Regions from separate parts of the Homo sapiens genome. Here region 2 is linked to region 1. A link is an interaction called in ENCODE POLR2A ChIA-PET data of the cell type or tissue named here. Cell type or tissue: MCF 10A. All regions are shown on one strand. Each heading gives the region's core, and the rest is flanking DNA. Links, peaks and the distances in the headings are about the cores only.

Region 1 (8,143 bases), core at 1,170-6,169:
CTTGAGTTGTATCAAGTATTTATAAAGTATTAATTTAATTTTCTTCATATATTTATGAATGTAAAATTGTGCTACATTTGTAACCTCAGAAACTTTGCTTTTGGTAGCATTACAGTGTCATCTTACCTGTCATTACTGTACAACTGGTAGACTGTGCTTTTGAAATGTCAAGCATATAGGATAAAAAAATGGTAAAATATATATATGTATATATAAATAATCCAACTTGGTTTCAAGCCAAAGATGTAGCACATGGAGGAGTCACGTGAGGGTCATCACCAATACCTGGTGTTCTGTAATAGTTTCTACCAACCTTCCTATCCTCCCAAACTGACTTCCGAAGTAACTGATGGCACCTACCCTATACTTCTACACCTCTATATGAAAATGAAATCAGAGTTCTCTAATAAGTGTCTCCTAATTTACTCAAAATTTAACAAATTTAAAAATTATCACCAAATATGTACAAAAGGCAAATGCCTCCCAATTTACTCAAAATTTAACAAATTTAAAAATTATCAGGAAATATGTACAAAAGGCAAGTAATTTGATCGACAATTCAGGTCTGGAAGATTATAATTTTTAAAAATCTGTAATTCTTCCTCTTGTGTTCTCTATCTCAGGGTGACACCATATTGTCCCTGGACTCATCTTGAGCTCCTCTTTTCCTACTCTGCATACCCCAGCAGGCACCAGACCCTGCACACTGCGGTTGCCAGTCCTCTGCCCTCTGACACTGCTTCTACTATGCCAGCTCAGGCCTGTGTTCACTTTTACTGGGTCTATTCAACTGCTTTTGACTGGTCTCTGGTTAATCCGTCCTCCAAAAAGTGGCCAAAGTCATCTGTCTAAATTGCAAATCTGACCACTACCTGGCTTAAAATCTTTTAATAGCTTACCATTTTTTATAGGAGAAAGTTATCTTTAACCTCTCCAGTCTCAGATCTTGCCACACAGACAGAAACTTAACTACTTTTAGCTTCCTCAGATATTTTTCATGGTGGCTGTTCTACCCGAAAATAGCTCTCATTTCTCCTGCCCTCCTTTCTTGCCTCAGTATAACCTAAGCCCTCAAAACTCAGCCCAGGGATCCACCTCCTAGAAAGCCTTCCCATTCTCCACTCCACCCGACTCGCAGCCTCTGGCATGTTTCTTGCATGGATACAGCTACCCTGTGGGATGATTTATCTGCTTATAGGCTTAGATCTGTCAGCTGGTCATGAGGTCCTCACGGGAAGGAGCTGGGTTTTCAATCCGGTTGTAACTGGACGGTAGGGGTTCTGTCTGAAGCGGGGACGTTTAATAAATCAATGAATAACACTGGAGCTATGAACTAAATACAGCACTCTGATAACATCTTACATTTCAGTAGCCCCAAACTGGGGCAAAATTTAAGCAAATCTTGTGCTATGCCGAATTGAAATTTAAAAGTCAATTACTGCTAAACGAAACTCTTGTTTTCCTGTATTGTTTCTTTCTACACAACAAAGAAGGTAATGAAAATACTACCACAGTCTAATCTTAATCACAATAAGAGAAATCTTAAACTTGTGAAGATTTTTAAACCTCAGTGTTTTGATTATGATTAAAAAAAAAATAAGTCCCCTCTGTTGAACCTTCAAATCCACCTAGGAGGAACTGACAAAAACCTCCACAATGAACTACACCAGACTACACACCTTGAGTCCAAAGGCTGCATCCTCCGAGGCCAAGACTTCAACCTGAAATCATAAGGAAAAACATAATTTAGGCACTATCAAAAACCTCTTTGAGTCTAGCCACAGAAACCAGACACAGGCATGGCCTAGAATTGAGAGTTCTGAGAAAACTGGCATTCCATTTATGTCAGTTGTCAAGAAAGAGAGATCTGTGAGTATCTTCAAGAGCTGGGCTGAAATCCCAGTCACCGTCTGGGTTTCAGTTCTATAAGACGGCGGGAGCTCCTATCAAATGAATCCATCTGCCATCATGTGGACGTAGTGGTTGAAGTTCCTCAAAAACAATCCAGGGAGTGAGTAGAATCATCCTTCTCACCTAAATCACAACATGTTGCATATGCCTTTTGGTCTTTTACTGACAGACAGTGAGGGGAAGCTGCCCTTTGTAGAGCAATCTCACTATGCATGTGTGCTACCAGTAGATTCTTGTCCTGCTCAGATCAGAGTGGGCAGCGCTGGATCTCTGGAATGTTGCAGAGCAAGAGTTCCTGAAAGCAATACTCTGGAAAAGGCAGGCAGTGTCTAAGCAACAAGTTGTGAAATGATGGCAAAACTTCAAGACTGCCTGTCAGTCTCATGCATAGAAGACAGAGCTCATTAACATGAATTTTAAAAAGCTGCGAGGAACAAAACGTGTATTGATAATTACTGTTTTTTAAACATAATTATTCAGTGTCGTGTGTAAAGCTTTTAACTTTGACTATTGCAAAGTACCAATACACGATGGAAAAGAACAAGGAAAGAAGGCAACAGAACACATCTGAGTATTTTTAAAGAGGAAGACGGGGTGGGTGGGCAATATCAGACTGTAACAGGCTTCACTGTCAGTTTTAAACCTTTTAAAACTAGGCATGTGTGGCAGGTGTTTAAGTAGAAGGCACATAGGCCTATCTAATGTATCCTGCTATAAAACAAAATTGTATTCTTCCCTTGTGGACAGAAAATATAGAAAGGAAGGCCATGACAATAAGACTTTCATCCAGTATGAAAGTTAAAAGGGTCAAAAGAAGAAACAAGGAAGCAAATTGTCTTCTCCAACTGCTTCACTGAAAGCCAGGCTCACTGACCACCCCCTGGCACTGGCAGAGCCTGGTGCGGAAAGCAAAAGAAAGATACTACCATTAGGGATGGAGATGAGCAGCCTCGTTTTCATAGAAAACCATATGTTGCTGATACCAAATATGATTTTAGGCTAAAGACTGAAATGTTGGATCAATTATAGTAGAAAAAATCATTGTAAGTTTCACTGACAGCATTTCTGTTTACATTTTAATTTCCAAGGCTGTTAGATTTAGAAACAAGGCCTTATTATAGACTTTTCATTTAAGAAAAGGAAAAAAGATTACATGTTTGAATTTCCCAAGCCCTGACTTTCACAATGCTAGGTTACTAACCTCAACTATTTTTTAAATTAAAACCTCTAATCAACATTGGAGACTTTAAAGGAAAAACGCGAACAGGAAATATGCTGAATCTTAAATACTGTGAACATCGTATGACATTTGCTTGTGAATTACACATATAGATCATATCTGCATACCTCACCCTTGATGTGCTATTTTTAACACAAATAGAATTATTTTTAAAATATATTACAGTTTAACTTTGCAAGAAAAAATCTTCAGTGAGTTCTGCATATTTTATCATATTATAAAAAGTCAATGTAACAAGAAAATTCAATAGCAAATAGAGCTCTATTTAAAGATAAGGCTTTAATATATTTGACAACTTGAGGTGAGAGCAAATCAAAGCTTTCGTGTGAAATTTAGAACTCTCCCTGTGGCTATTTCAGCAGACAGAGACAGTGACAGACCTTGTGGGTGGGAGGAGGGAGTCAGATCCCACCAGGGCACCCTTCACCCCAGATTCTATCTCCAGGAGGGCTGGGGGAATTGTTTTGAAACTCTTAATATACCTTTAAACGAATTTAATTACAGCAACTCTACAAAAGTATTTATGTTTTGTTCAAAAGCACTATTGTTTACATATATATGTACCCTAGTTCAAGTATCCTTTACATCCTCTATTTCTGTAAGATTTTAATATCAGCAACTACAGAAAATCAGCTGATTTTAAAAACATGAGGTTATCCTCAATTTAATACAAAGGGAATATCAATGTCACACAAGGTTTTCACGCTGAGTCTAAGAGCATTTTTACCTAAGTTGGAAGGAATCCCCCTCTAGTGGGAGCAAAGGAGTATTTCAACTTTCACACTTAATTTCCAGGTAGTAGTCATTAAACTTACCGGCCGAAATCAGCTAAGCTTTTTTGTTCCTTTTGTCATAAATTTGAACAACAATAACAGAAAAGTCAATAACTATATTTCATAAGACAAAACCACCCATCATTCTTATACATAAATTAGAAGTAGATCTGTGTTAATCCGATTAAAACAAGAATATACAACTGAAAAATTTGGGAAATTCTCAATGGAAAGACTGGATACTGTACTGGGAAGACACAGCATTGATGCTAAAATACTAATTCTTTGCCTATAATCTGCATTTATCTGCTCTAATCTCAAAAAGACCATCACTCATTCATAATAAATACTGTGCAGATATTTATTAAATGCAATGTTTTGTGCCTAATGTCATAAGAAAATGAGTTTAGCTTAGGTATAAATATCTAAGTGAAATGTATTTAAGTATCCATTATACAGTCAAAAATAAATTCTAATTCATAAATGAAAAGATAAGATTATTCATTGTGTTATTTTTCTTTTTAACTTTGATGTGGGGAGACTTAAAAATTAGCAGTAAGAAAAAAAAAGTCACAGGTTTAATCAAATGTAAAATTAGGACATAATAGCCAACGTTCTCCTCCTCCACACAGACACTGTAACAAATACAGAGACAAATTTGAATACTCTGATGAGACCCATGTTTCACTTCAATGGGAGAGAGAACTTTTCAAGGGTTCCTGAAGTACAGAGGTGTGAAGGGGCAGGTTTAGGATAACAAAGTAGAAACTTCCTAAAGGCAAAGACAAGGCCCTTTCCATTAACTCACACTTATTTCAAATGTTACAATCAACATTTTATAACACAAGTGCCTAAAAGGATTCCATTTGTAGAGAACCTCTAAGAGCTCTGTGAAAGTTCAGTCTGTAAAGTTCAGCAGCAGCTAAGCCATTTACAGTCCTCACTCTCCTAAAGCACAAAAACCTTCAATTGACATCTCTTTCCCAATTACCCTACGGCCCACCTCCACCAAAAATAACACAAATCACCTTAATTTCCAATCATTCCAGTAAGAAAATTGGGAAAACAAGAATTCCTGAATTTGGAAGTAAAACTGGCCGTACTTTCCTTTCTCTTTCACTTTCAACGTCCTTTTTATGTTCACAATGTAAAGCACTCATTGAAAACAGAGTATACTAATTCTAGCAGCATTATCGTCAAAATAAAGCAATGCCAAAACTATGCTGCAATTTATTTTTTTAAATAGTTCTAAAATCAGTATCACACTGTCACAAAAAGAGGAACTAAAGTGAGAAATAATGCTCATTTATAACAATGTATAATGAACGATACTCATAATTAAAGGAATACAAATAAAGTCATATTGTACTAAAGATTAAACCTTGTAATAATTACAACATATACACAGGTTTGGGTAATTATTCAAATCACAGCCTTGCACTGCTGATGAAAATATATACTGGAATAAAATACAATTGGCAGTATCAATCAAAATGCACATGTATATGATTACGCAAGTATTAACCCCAACAATTCCACTGATCCTAAAGTATAAAAATAAATATTTAAAACGATGTTTACTGGAGTTGTTTGTAACAGTGAAAAGTGAATATAACCAAATTTTCATTGCCAAGGGAGTTTACAGTAAATTACTGTATAGTCGAACATAGAAGACTATGCTTCTGTTACAAAGACAGAGGTAAATCTATGTGTGCAGACAAGAAAAGATTTCCAGGATACTCTATTAAGTAAAAAGAATGGAAAGGGTGTGCACAGTAAGCTACCATCAGTTTTTTTTAAAAAAGGTGGGGGTGAGTCATATACTTGATGTACTTAGAATATTTTTGGAAAGAAATGGAAGAAACACATCAATCTAAGAACTTTTCCCACCAACTACATGTGCTTCTTGTTCAATTAAAAGTAATTAGTTAACAAAATAAGTCAATAATAACATTACCCATTGTTCCATGTCAATTAATAATCATGGAAATGTGAATAAACATCTTATCTTTCAAGGTAGCAAAAATTAAAAATATAGTGGTCCAGGTTTATGTGTACACCTAGGTTTCTCAACATCTATGGTGGGCCTGTAGCTAAGAATGACCCGCCCAGAAAACAATCTTCCATTACATATCAATATCCTCAAACATACTCATGCCCATTTATCCAGCAATCAAGCCGCTAGAAAGAGCTATCTTCAAGTTATAATTTGTGATCTACCATTTATATATTAAGCATGTGTACCACATTATTTAAAATAACATATTAGAAAAAAACGTACAAATATGGGAGATGGTTAAAGTATGGTATATTCACATGATAGAGCATTAATAATCATGAAAAATTCAGGTTTTAAGAGATAGTTTGTAACACGGGAAAATGCTCATAACTGTGTTAATGTAAAGAAATTAAAAACAAAAAATTTGACATTTTAAATATTTGAATGTATCCATTTGTTTTCCCCAAGCTTCTAGAGTTTGTGCCATGCTGGAAAATGTCTTCCTCACTGCAGCATTTTAAAAAATATTCATTTTGGGCCGGGCGTGGTGGCTCACACCTGTAATCCCGGCACTTTGGCAGGCCGAGGCAGGAGGATCACCTGAGGTCAGGAGTTCGAGACCAGCCTGGCCAACATGGTGAAACCCTGTCTCTACTAAAGACACAAAAATTAGCTGAGCGTGGTGGCGCATGCCGGTAGTCCCAGCTACTTGGGAGGCTGAGGCTGAGGCAGGAGAACAGCTAGAACCAGGGAGGCGGAGGTTGCCGTGAGATCGCACCATTGCACTCCATCCAGCCTGGGCAACAGAGTGAGGCACCATCTCAAAAAAAAAAAAAATTTCATTTGTTTTCTTTTAATATATTTGACTTTTTTACATTTAAATATTTGATCAAACTGTAATTTATTGTGAAATAACAAGAGGAGGGGGTGACTCCATTTTAATTTTCCATTTGAATAACTGTGATGAAGAATATTCCTTTATTTTTTCCAGTGATTATAGATATCATACCTTTACCATAATTAAACATTAAAATGATATAGATTTTGCCTCCAATTCCAGGCAAGGATGGGAAAGGCAAAATTACACAAGTGAGCTGTTCTGCCCAAAGGGGAATAAAGGTGAGGAGAGGAGGCTAGTAACAATCAACAAGAAATTGATTAAATTTCCAGTCACAATAATATTTATCTGCAAGGGTATTACCAAGAATTTAGATGCTCTTGGAAAGAATAATTTTTGCCTACATTGGTGTCCAGGGGATAAAAATACTCTCCTTACAATGTTTGCTGTATCTCCCTTGATTGGGCCAACAAGTCCAATACACCAACTACAACCTATTCCATTAATCATACTTTTACCTACATTAAGGAAAAGTAGACACTAATAAATAAACTGCTCTCCAAAACCATGTTCCAGGATTTATGACAATTTAAACTGCAGGAGAAGCATATGGGTTGCAAAGTTTTAATTTTATCAAACAAAGAAGTTGTTCCGTGTTTTTCTTTATTATTATTTTATTAACTTTTTGGGATTTTAATCCATTAAAAACATAGAACTCTTAAGAAAAAAAAAAACCAACCATAAGCCACTGCCAGCATTCCTCTTTTACTTATTAATTCTCCTCGTTCTCCTCATTAGCATGACAGACCACATGACGGCTGAAGGACATGGCTTGCTGAAATCGCTCAGTGCACCGTTAGCCAGCAGTGGAAAGAACACGCACGGTAGCCTCGTGCTGCTGAGTACAGCGGCCGTCCTCTGAATGTATTGGAAATGAACTAAAACCTTGTCTCTATACAGGGACCCAATAAATATTGGTAACAATGAAAAATACATCTATGCAATCAAAAAGCATTTGATAAACTTAGTACTCTAAGACACAATTTCAAGGCGGTGTGATGTTAACATAATTACACTTTTCACCGCAAGTGATATGCTCACATGATCTCCTCCACTAGGATGCTGGTGTGTCTTTCTATTCAAGGCTGTTAAATTTAAAACAAAGTCAGTCAGCACTGTGGTCACACCCTTATTTCCAATTATGTTCTCTAACTCAGTGAGGATACCTCCACAGAGGATTTACAAAGCAATGAGGACACCTGGTATGAACCAATCTTGAACTCTTGGTATCACTCAGAGACAGAGAGACCTTGAAGTGTGCGAAACCAGCCACTACTATGCAATGTGGTGTTATAGCCTCTTCCACCCAAGGTGGAGTCTAA
Region 2 (8,143 bases), core at 995-5,994, 310 kb after region 1:
GATCTGCCTATCTTGGCCTCCCAAAGTGCTGGCATTACAGGCATGAGCCACCGCACCCCACCCCAAATCTCATGTTGAATTGTGGTTCCTGTAATCCCCACGTATTATGGGAGGGACCTGGTGGGAGTTAATTGAATCATGGGGGCGGTTATCCCCATGCTGTTTTTATGATAGTGAGTGAATTCTCATGAGATCTGATGGTTTTAGAAGGGGCTTTTCCTTGCTTTGCTTGACACTTCTCTCTCGTGAAGAAGACGGGTTTGCTTCCCCTTCCACCATGATTGTAAGTTTCCTGAGGCCTCTCCAGCCATGTGGATGTGAGTCAATGACATCTCTTTCCTTGATAAATTACCCAGTCTCGGGCGTTCTTTAGAGCAGTGTGAGAAGGGACTGATATCACCTACTAGTAAATAACATAAGAAGAGAAGTGGCTGGTGTCACCATGAAGATCACTGGAGACTGCCTTGGATGGTCATGAGCAATGGGGCCATTTCTCAGCTTCTTTCAAACTTCCTGGAGCTCACAGCATGCTAGCCTCATTCATCCATGTGAGCTTGTATGTCTCCTGGATGTCACTTCCAATAGGTTTAGATCACTTTATGAAGCACAATGAGAGGTATTTCCTTTACCTGTAGAAAGTGGTTCACTTTCACTTTTTGTTATCTTCCGGAAGAAAGTCTCTGTTTTTTTAAATTCTAATTTCCAGTCCATTCAAAAAGAAGATGTGAACGAAATCAATATTCTCAATCTTTTTTTTTTTTTTTTGAGACGGAGTTTCGCTCTGTTGCCCAGGCTGGAGTGTAGTGGTGCAATCTTGGCTCACAGCAACCTCCGCCTCCCGGGTTCAAGTGATTCTTCTGCCTCAGCCTCCCAAGTAGCTGGGATTACAGGCACGCGCCACCATTCCCAGCTTTTTTTTTTTTTTTTTTTTTTTTTTTTTGTATTTTTAGTAGAGACGAAGTTTCACCATGTTGGCCAGGCTGGTCTCGAACTCCCAACCTCAGGTGATCCACCTGCCTTGGCCTCCCAAACTGCTGGGATTACAGCAGGCGTGAGCCACAGCGCCCAGCCTGTTGTTTTTTCTTTCTTTTTTTTTTTTTGAGACGGAGTCTCACTCTGTCGCCCAGGCTGGAGTGCAGTGCACAATCTCGGCTCACTGCAATTTCCGCCTCTCAGGTTCACGTGATTCTCCTGCCTCAGCCTTCTGAGTAGTTGAGACTACAGGTGTGTGCCACAGGCCCGGCTAATTTTTTTTTTTTTTTTTGTATTTTTAGTAGAGACGGGGTTTCACCGTGTTAGCCAGGATGGTCTCCATCTCCTGACATCGTGATCCGCCCACCTCGGCCTCCCAAAGTTCTGGGATTACAGGCGTGTTGGCCGCCTCGGCCAATAAGCTCACTCTTTAGGGGGCTGACCTCACCATAGTTTATCCTCCCACCTCCTTTTGTTGTGATGGTCATGCGTTTTATTGTTTGTCTTGGCCTTGGGAATCTGATTGGAGTGGGCAGATCTTCCAGAACAGAATTTTGGTGTAATTGTGGGGGCATCCCAGGGGTCTGGAATGAAGCAACCTTAAGAGAACTTCCTTCTGTTGCTCTACATTCCCGCCTGTGTCTCAGACCCTACATACAAAATCCCAGGGTCTCCGCATTGTTCCTGGGGAGACAGTCAGCACCACCTGGAAAATGACACCAAATGTCACTTCTGCAGCCAGAATTCAAAAGCATGTTAGTTGCTCCAGAGGCAGGGGATATGCAGGCAGGCAGTGTTCAGAGAAAAAAACAATAATTCCCCTCTGTTAATACAATGTAAAAATCTTAAAAACAACTATTTTGCTGGAAACGTAAAAACCTGAGAGCCAGGACAAAACGTGATTCCACATAAAGATGAGAGAAACAGAAAAGAAAGAATTAGGCCATTAGGCCGGGCGCGGTGGTCTATGCCTGTAATCCCAGCACTTTGGGAGGCCAATGTGGGTGAATCACTTGAGGTCAGGAGTTTGAGACCAGCCTGGCCAACATGGTGAAATCCCGTCTCTACTAAAAATACAAAAATTAGCCGGGCTTGGTGGCAGGCGCCTGTAATCACAGCTACTTGGGAGTCTGAGGCAGGAGAATCGCTTGAACCCGGGAGGCAGAGGTTGCAGTGAGCCGAGATGGTGCCGCTGCATTCCAGCCTGGGTGACAGAGCGAGACTCTGTCTCAGAAAAGAAAAGAAAAGAAAACAACAACAACAACAACAACAACAACAGTAAGAATTAATTGTTTTTTAAAAGATCAACTTAGATTTGTTCAGAATGTTCGTCTGACTACACAGTATTGTATCACTTTAATCAAGCATTAGCTTCTCTTCGAGTATCAGCTATCCCAAGAAGATGGGGGTGCAGGGAAGGCAGGGGTGGGGAGGTGTTGCATTCCAATCCTGCTGCCCAGAATTCGTGTCGACCCATTTCCTCATTCATGCGCTGGCCAGGAACACTCCGCTGGAACACTGTGAGTTCAGCAACTTGCATAACAAAGACAGGTCGACACCACCTAGCTCTGGAGGCAACCTTGCAGGATTGCTCCTGAGAGACGCTGGCATATGCCACAGAGGAGGAGAAAGTTCCACAAACAACCCCCGGATCTCTCCACCCAGGTCTCTCTACACCTGGTTTCTCAAGAGCAGATTGCTTAGCCAACCTTAACAATCCCAGAGGAACGCCAGGGCAAGAGGCTGGGTTCCCAGTACCTTTGCCCTAATTTATTGAGGGCTTTAAAAGTAGAAAATAAAACTTTGAACTCAACTCATCTGAAGCTTAATGATTCAGGTGTGCTACTTGCCTTCGGGGGCACCGGAGATCACTGAAGTTAAAGTGACAAAAAAAATTCTGTGAGCTGCAGAACAGAAAAGCGTGTCCAGACCCGACCCAGCTGCTTCTCCTAGCGTATTAACTTGGCAGGAGAAGCACGGAAGTCCCCTGTTCTGCCCTTGTCCTTTTCTAATGGATAGGATTTCCCCTGCTTACGGGCCTCTAATCCTCTCTCCTCTCTGGCCTTCCAGAGTGTGGAGAAAAAGTGCTCTGCTTCAAGAAGAGGGTAGAAAGATGAGGGTGAGAATGGTAGGAAAAGGAGGAAATGAAAATGGCTAGTGAGAAATACTTGGAGAGAAAAATAAAAGTCAAGGGTGAAGTCAGTTCTCATTTACACTTCATTGAAACTTAAGTTCAAATAGCTAGTCCTGCAATGAGCTCATCGACACCACTTTATACAAATATCATAGCCCACATGGGCCTTTTTCCTATCTTACTAGGGAGATATTCACAGCAACCCCATTCAGCTCTGTTAGGATCCACTGTGTTAATTTTTGTGGCAGTGTCCATGTGGTGCTTCTGCGCAGTAGGTGTTGAATGTAGTTCTGAAACTAAGATTCCACTATGACCGACTGCAAAGCAATGTAGTAGTATTTCAGCTTAGATGATATTTAAGGATAAATGTAGCCCTTTTAGTGACAGGGAAAGCTAGGCCTAAAAGGAAGGAGAGATCTTTGGCCTAGCCAAAGGGGAGGTGGGCTGCTGTCCGCACCCTCAAGCGAGAGAAGGTTCCAGGCTTTTCCAGAGTGACCTCTCTCTTCTTCCTGGGGAGGGCTCAGAGCAAGGGTTACCTTTGGATGATTTCTTCTCGCTGAATTCAGCTACTAAGCACTTTGCCTGGAAAGGAAGGGCACCTCTGAGCTATTCCTACCGACGCAGTGTGTGCACGTGTGTGTCTGTGTGCATGTGTGTGGGCGTGTGCATGTGCGTGTGTGTTGCTCCTGACAGGTCCTGAGTGCAGTGCAGAACCACGCAGCGCGCAGCGGGAGGCCTGCAGCCGCTGGGCGTTTTCCCAGGCCGGCCTGCGGCGCGGCCGGCCTCCTGGGCCGGTGCTGGGCGGCTGACACATGCACCAGTTTCGCTGGGTCGGCGCCTCCCCGGGGAGCGGGTGCGGGGCGGGAGAGGTGAGTTGAGCAACAGGGCCCGCCCCGCCCCCGTCCTGGGCCGGCTCTGCGCAGAGGAAGCGTCTGGAACGCCGGCACTGGTGTGTGGCTTTCCCAGGGCGTGTGGTGTGTAAACAAAATTGTTGTCAATCAGGTCGCGTCTTTGAAGGCTCCGAGGGAGCCTGTGAGTTCCAGAAGCCCCGCGGTGGATCCCTGTGTGGACGCAGAGGCTTTTTGCTGGGCGCACACGCACCCCCACCCCCGACAACGTAGATCTTTACTAATTTCAGGGTTTGTGACCTCTCACCTTTAGTCTTTAGTTTCTCTCCTCAGCCCTCCTTTCTGATGATCTTTACCGCCCTGTAACCCTACGTTTCCCAGTCGCCAGAGCTGCTGAGACCGCGTGGCCATGAGGTGGAATTTCCCAGCTTTTTAAACCGGGGCTTTTACCCCCAAGACTGTGGTAGATGGGTCACAGAAAGGACGAGAACGTTCCCAAACCCTCCAGCCTTTGAGACAGAGTGTGTGCTTTAAGAGACGTTAATGGCAGGGCGCGGTGGTTCATGCTTGTAATCCTAGCACTTTGGGAGGCCGAGGTGGGTGAATCACCTCAGGACAGGGGTTCGAGGCCAGCCTGGCCAACATGGCGAAACAACATGGCGAATTTTTAGTCTCTACTAAAAATACAAAAAATTAGCCAGGCCTGGTGGCGGGCACCTGTAATCCCAGCTACTCAGGAGGCTGAGGCAGGAGAATCGCCTGAACCCGGGAGGCGGAGCTCGCAGTGAGCCAAGATCGCACCACACTCCAGGCTGGAGTGTGGAGACAGAGGGAGACTCCGTCTCGGAAAAAAAAAAAAAAAAAAAAAAAGAGAAGTTGATACAAAAAAAAAAAAAACCCAAAAAACAAAAAAACAAAAAAAAAAAACAAAACCAGAGTGTGGATGCCTTGGAACACCCACCTGTGATCCTTGCGGAGCGGGGGTCTTCACCCTGGGGGGTGGACTCTTTGGGGACTGGGTCACCCCTTATTTCTCCGGAAGAGACAAATATATTTCACTGGGGATGAAATGGTTTCTGTACATAATTTAAATAGTGTTTTGGGGGTCCTAGGCATGCAAAATGCAGCTTGACTTGAAGGTGTAATTCTCCTTAAGGGAAAATGTGGAATGCGCCGAGTGTTTTCCTTACCTGCTTTTCAAGCTAGCTTGACTCTGTGTCACTAACGAAGCTGTTGAACCGCGTGCAGATGTGTAATCCAGCCCCTGGCGGAGTCGGCCACACTGTGCTGATTGGCTCTGCCAAGCCTGGAAGCTGGGCTGAGTCACCCAGGGGCTGCTCTAGCCGTGGATTTCCCTCTAAATTTAGAATATGTTGGTAGAATAAAATGACTACCACTTTTTACAGATTCAATGTCTTCACTAACTCCCTCTTTTAGACATATTTTTTTTTAGGAAGGGAAGTGTTTTGTCTTAATTTTTCCCTCTGATGGAGATACTTTGGGTTTTAAACAAAATTGAGTAATAATGACAATAAAATATTGTCATTAAAAATCATTTCTGTTTTTGGAGAAATTATATGTTCTGGTTTGGAAATCCTGTTTTTGCCAGAAATAAAAATGTAAAAATATTTTTCCAAATTATTCCTGAAGTTTATGATTGTACCTTCAACTAATTACATTCTCAGAGACACATTTAAATTAAATTTTAATTTTAAAATTTCATTATATGAGTACTACTTTTAAATTATGAAACATTTCAGGCATACAAAAACCTACAGAGAATTTTATAATAAACATATGTAGGCTGAGGTGGGAAGATCACTTGAGCCAGAGAGTTTGAAGCTGCCGTGAGCCAGCATTGTGCCACTGCACTCCAGCCTGGGCAACAGAATGAGACCTTCCCTCAAAAACAACCCAAAACAAACAAACAAACAAAAACCCATATGTAGTCCACTACATAGCCCAAGAGATAAGGCTTTACAGATGTAATCGAAGCCCCCACCACTGACGTTTCCTCCTTCCTAATCTCATTTTCCTTCTTCAAATTCCAGAGATAAATATTACCTTACACTGGGTGTTTATCGTTCCCAGGCATTAAAAGGTTTACTACATATGCACAGGCGTATACACATACACAGTACACCATAAAGTGTTAGTTTGCATTTCAAACAATTTTTATATGAACGATATCATACTGCACTTACATTTCTACAGTTGGCAGCTGTATCGCTCCAGCTATATCACAATATTTTTCTGATATATACACATTGATGACAGCAGCTCTGCTGCCGAAGCGTCCTTTGTCTAGAATGGCCATGCTTCTGTTGATGGATATAAGTTGTTTACATCTTTTTTTTTTTTCCGGACAGGGTCTTGCACTGTCATCCAAGCTGGAGTGCAGTGGCATGATCTTGACTCATTGCAGCCCCAACCTCCAGGGCTCAAGTTATTCTCCTACCTCAGCCTCCCAAGCAGCTGGGACCACAGGTGTGTGCCATTACACTAGGCTAATTATTTTTTATGTTTCTTAGGGAGGAGGTCTCATATGTTGTCCAGGCTGGTCTCAAACTCCTGGGCTTAGGCAATCCTCTGGCCTTGGCCTCCTGAATGTTGGGATTATAGGCATGAGCCACTGCGCCTGGCCTTGTTTCCACTTTTTCTCTATTATAAACCGTGTTGCTGTGAACCTTCTTGTATGTGTTGCATTGTGCATGTGTAAAGACTTTCATCCAGGAGTGGAAATGTTTCAGGATTTTAAGTATACAATCTACAACTTTATTAGATACTGCCAAATTGTTCTCCACAGTCACTAGTTTTACATTTTCACTGTAGAAACATAAGAAATACAGATTAGATGAGAAAAAAAAGGAAAAGTCACTCCCCATCTCTACATTCAGAGAAACCCACTTCTAACTACTTCAAAATCTTTTTGGTATATAAACTTCCAGGTTTTTCTGTGCCCCCCCCCCTACAGAATCCAGTATACCTTATATGTCTCTATATATGTAGATATAAATGCAGCATATCATATATGTACACATAAATACATTATATGTCATATGTATACATTCATATATAATATATACACAGAAACACATGTATATATGTGTGCATCTGTAGCTCTGTGTTATGTATATATTTATAATTATTAATGTTTGGGGATCCTATATTTTTAAATTTAATATAACATTAATGTATAATAATATAGTGAACATTTCATTGTGTCACTAAATATTCATTTAAAAATACAATTTTAATGGCTGCAAATGAGTTCTGTGTAAGAATATTTCTTTGGTTTATTACTATTCACCTATTAAATATCTAGGTAGTAATTTCTCACTCCTATACAAAGTGCTGTGATGAAGTTCAACCAAAGCTTTTTTTTTTTTTTTTTGAGACAGAATCTTGCTCTGTTGCCCAGGGTGGAATGCAGTGGCGCGATCTCAGCTCATTGCAATCTTTGCCTCCCAGGTTCAAGCGATTCTCCTGCCTCAGCCTACCGAGTAGCTGGGATTACAGGCGCATGCCGCCACACCCAGCTAATTTTCTTTCTTTCTTTTTTTTTTTTTGAGACCAGTCTCGCCCTGTCCGTGCAGTGGCGCAATCTCGGCTCACTGCAAGCTCCGCCTCCCGGGTTCACGCCATTCTCCTGCCTCAGCCTCCCGAGTAGCTGGGACTACGGGCGCCCGCCACCAAGCCCTGCTAATTTTTTGTATTTTAGTAGAGACGGGGTTTCACCGTGTTGCCCAAGCTGGTCCTGAACTCCCGAGCTCAGGCAATCTGCCCGCCTCGGCCTCCCAGAGTGCTGGGATTATAGGCGTGAGCCACCGCGCCCGGCCTGTACTTCACTTTTTTTGAGTCTCAATTTACATCATCTGCAGAATGGAACTAACGGAAGTAATAACTAACATTTATCGAAGGCTTATGAGAAAGCAGCAACTGCTTGGAGTACTTCACATGAATTATTTAATGCGACATCTCTGTCAAGTATATACCACTATTACTCCTATTCTATAGATGACTAAGCCGAGGTAGAGAGAGCTTCAATAAATTACCCAGATTACAATCAATAATTGGCACAGCCATGATTCAAACTTGCAGACTCTGCCCTCAGAGCCTGCCACTCCCTTTTAAAGACATTTTATCACATTTGCTTTCTCTGTTTCTCTCTCTTTCTCCTTGTCTCTCT

What was found. Peaks named below come from ENCODE experiments on the same cell type or tissue, not always from the same donor. Only the 100,000 strongest peaks of a DNase experiment are listed, where the experiment ranks them.
Region 2: POLR2A ChIA-PET joins it to region 1 with 12 read pairs; 4 of 35 experiments call an interaction of 5 or more read pairs at or near these places.

What each region holds. Positions count from the first base shown.
Region 1 is chr6:157,030,413-157,038,555 of GRCh38, reverse strand. All of the region lies in intron 4 of ARID1B (AT-rich interaction domain 1B), which reads right to left. Among named protein-coding and RNA genes, the nearest start is that of MIR4466, 250 kb to the right of the region's middle. In MCF 10A, for the core only: a CTCF peak has its summit at 3,906; a DNase peak (open chromatin) is centred at 3,905.
Region 2 is chr6:156,715,931-156,724,073 of GRCh38, reverse strand. No RefSeq gene overlaps it. Among named protein-coding and RNA genes, the nearest start is that of ARID1B, 57 kb to the left of the region's middle. RefSeq lists silencers at 2,345-2,639, 3,760-4,079 and enhancers at 2,237-2,785, 3,090-3,159. In MCF 10A, for the core only: no CTCF peak of the experiment used is centred there; DNase peaks (open chromatin) are centred at 2,573, 2,933, 3,983 and 5,223.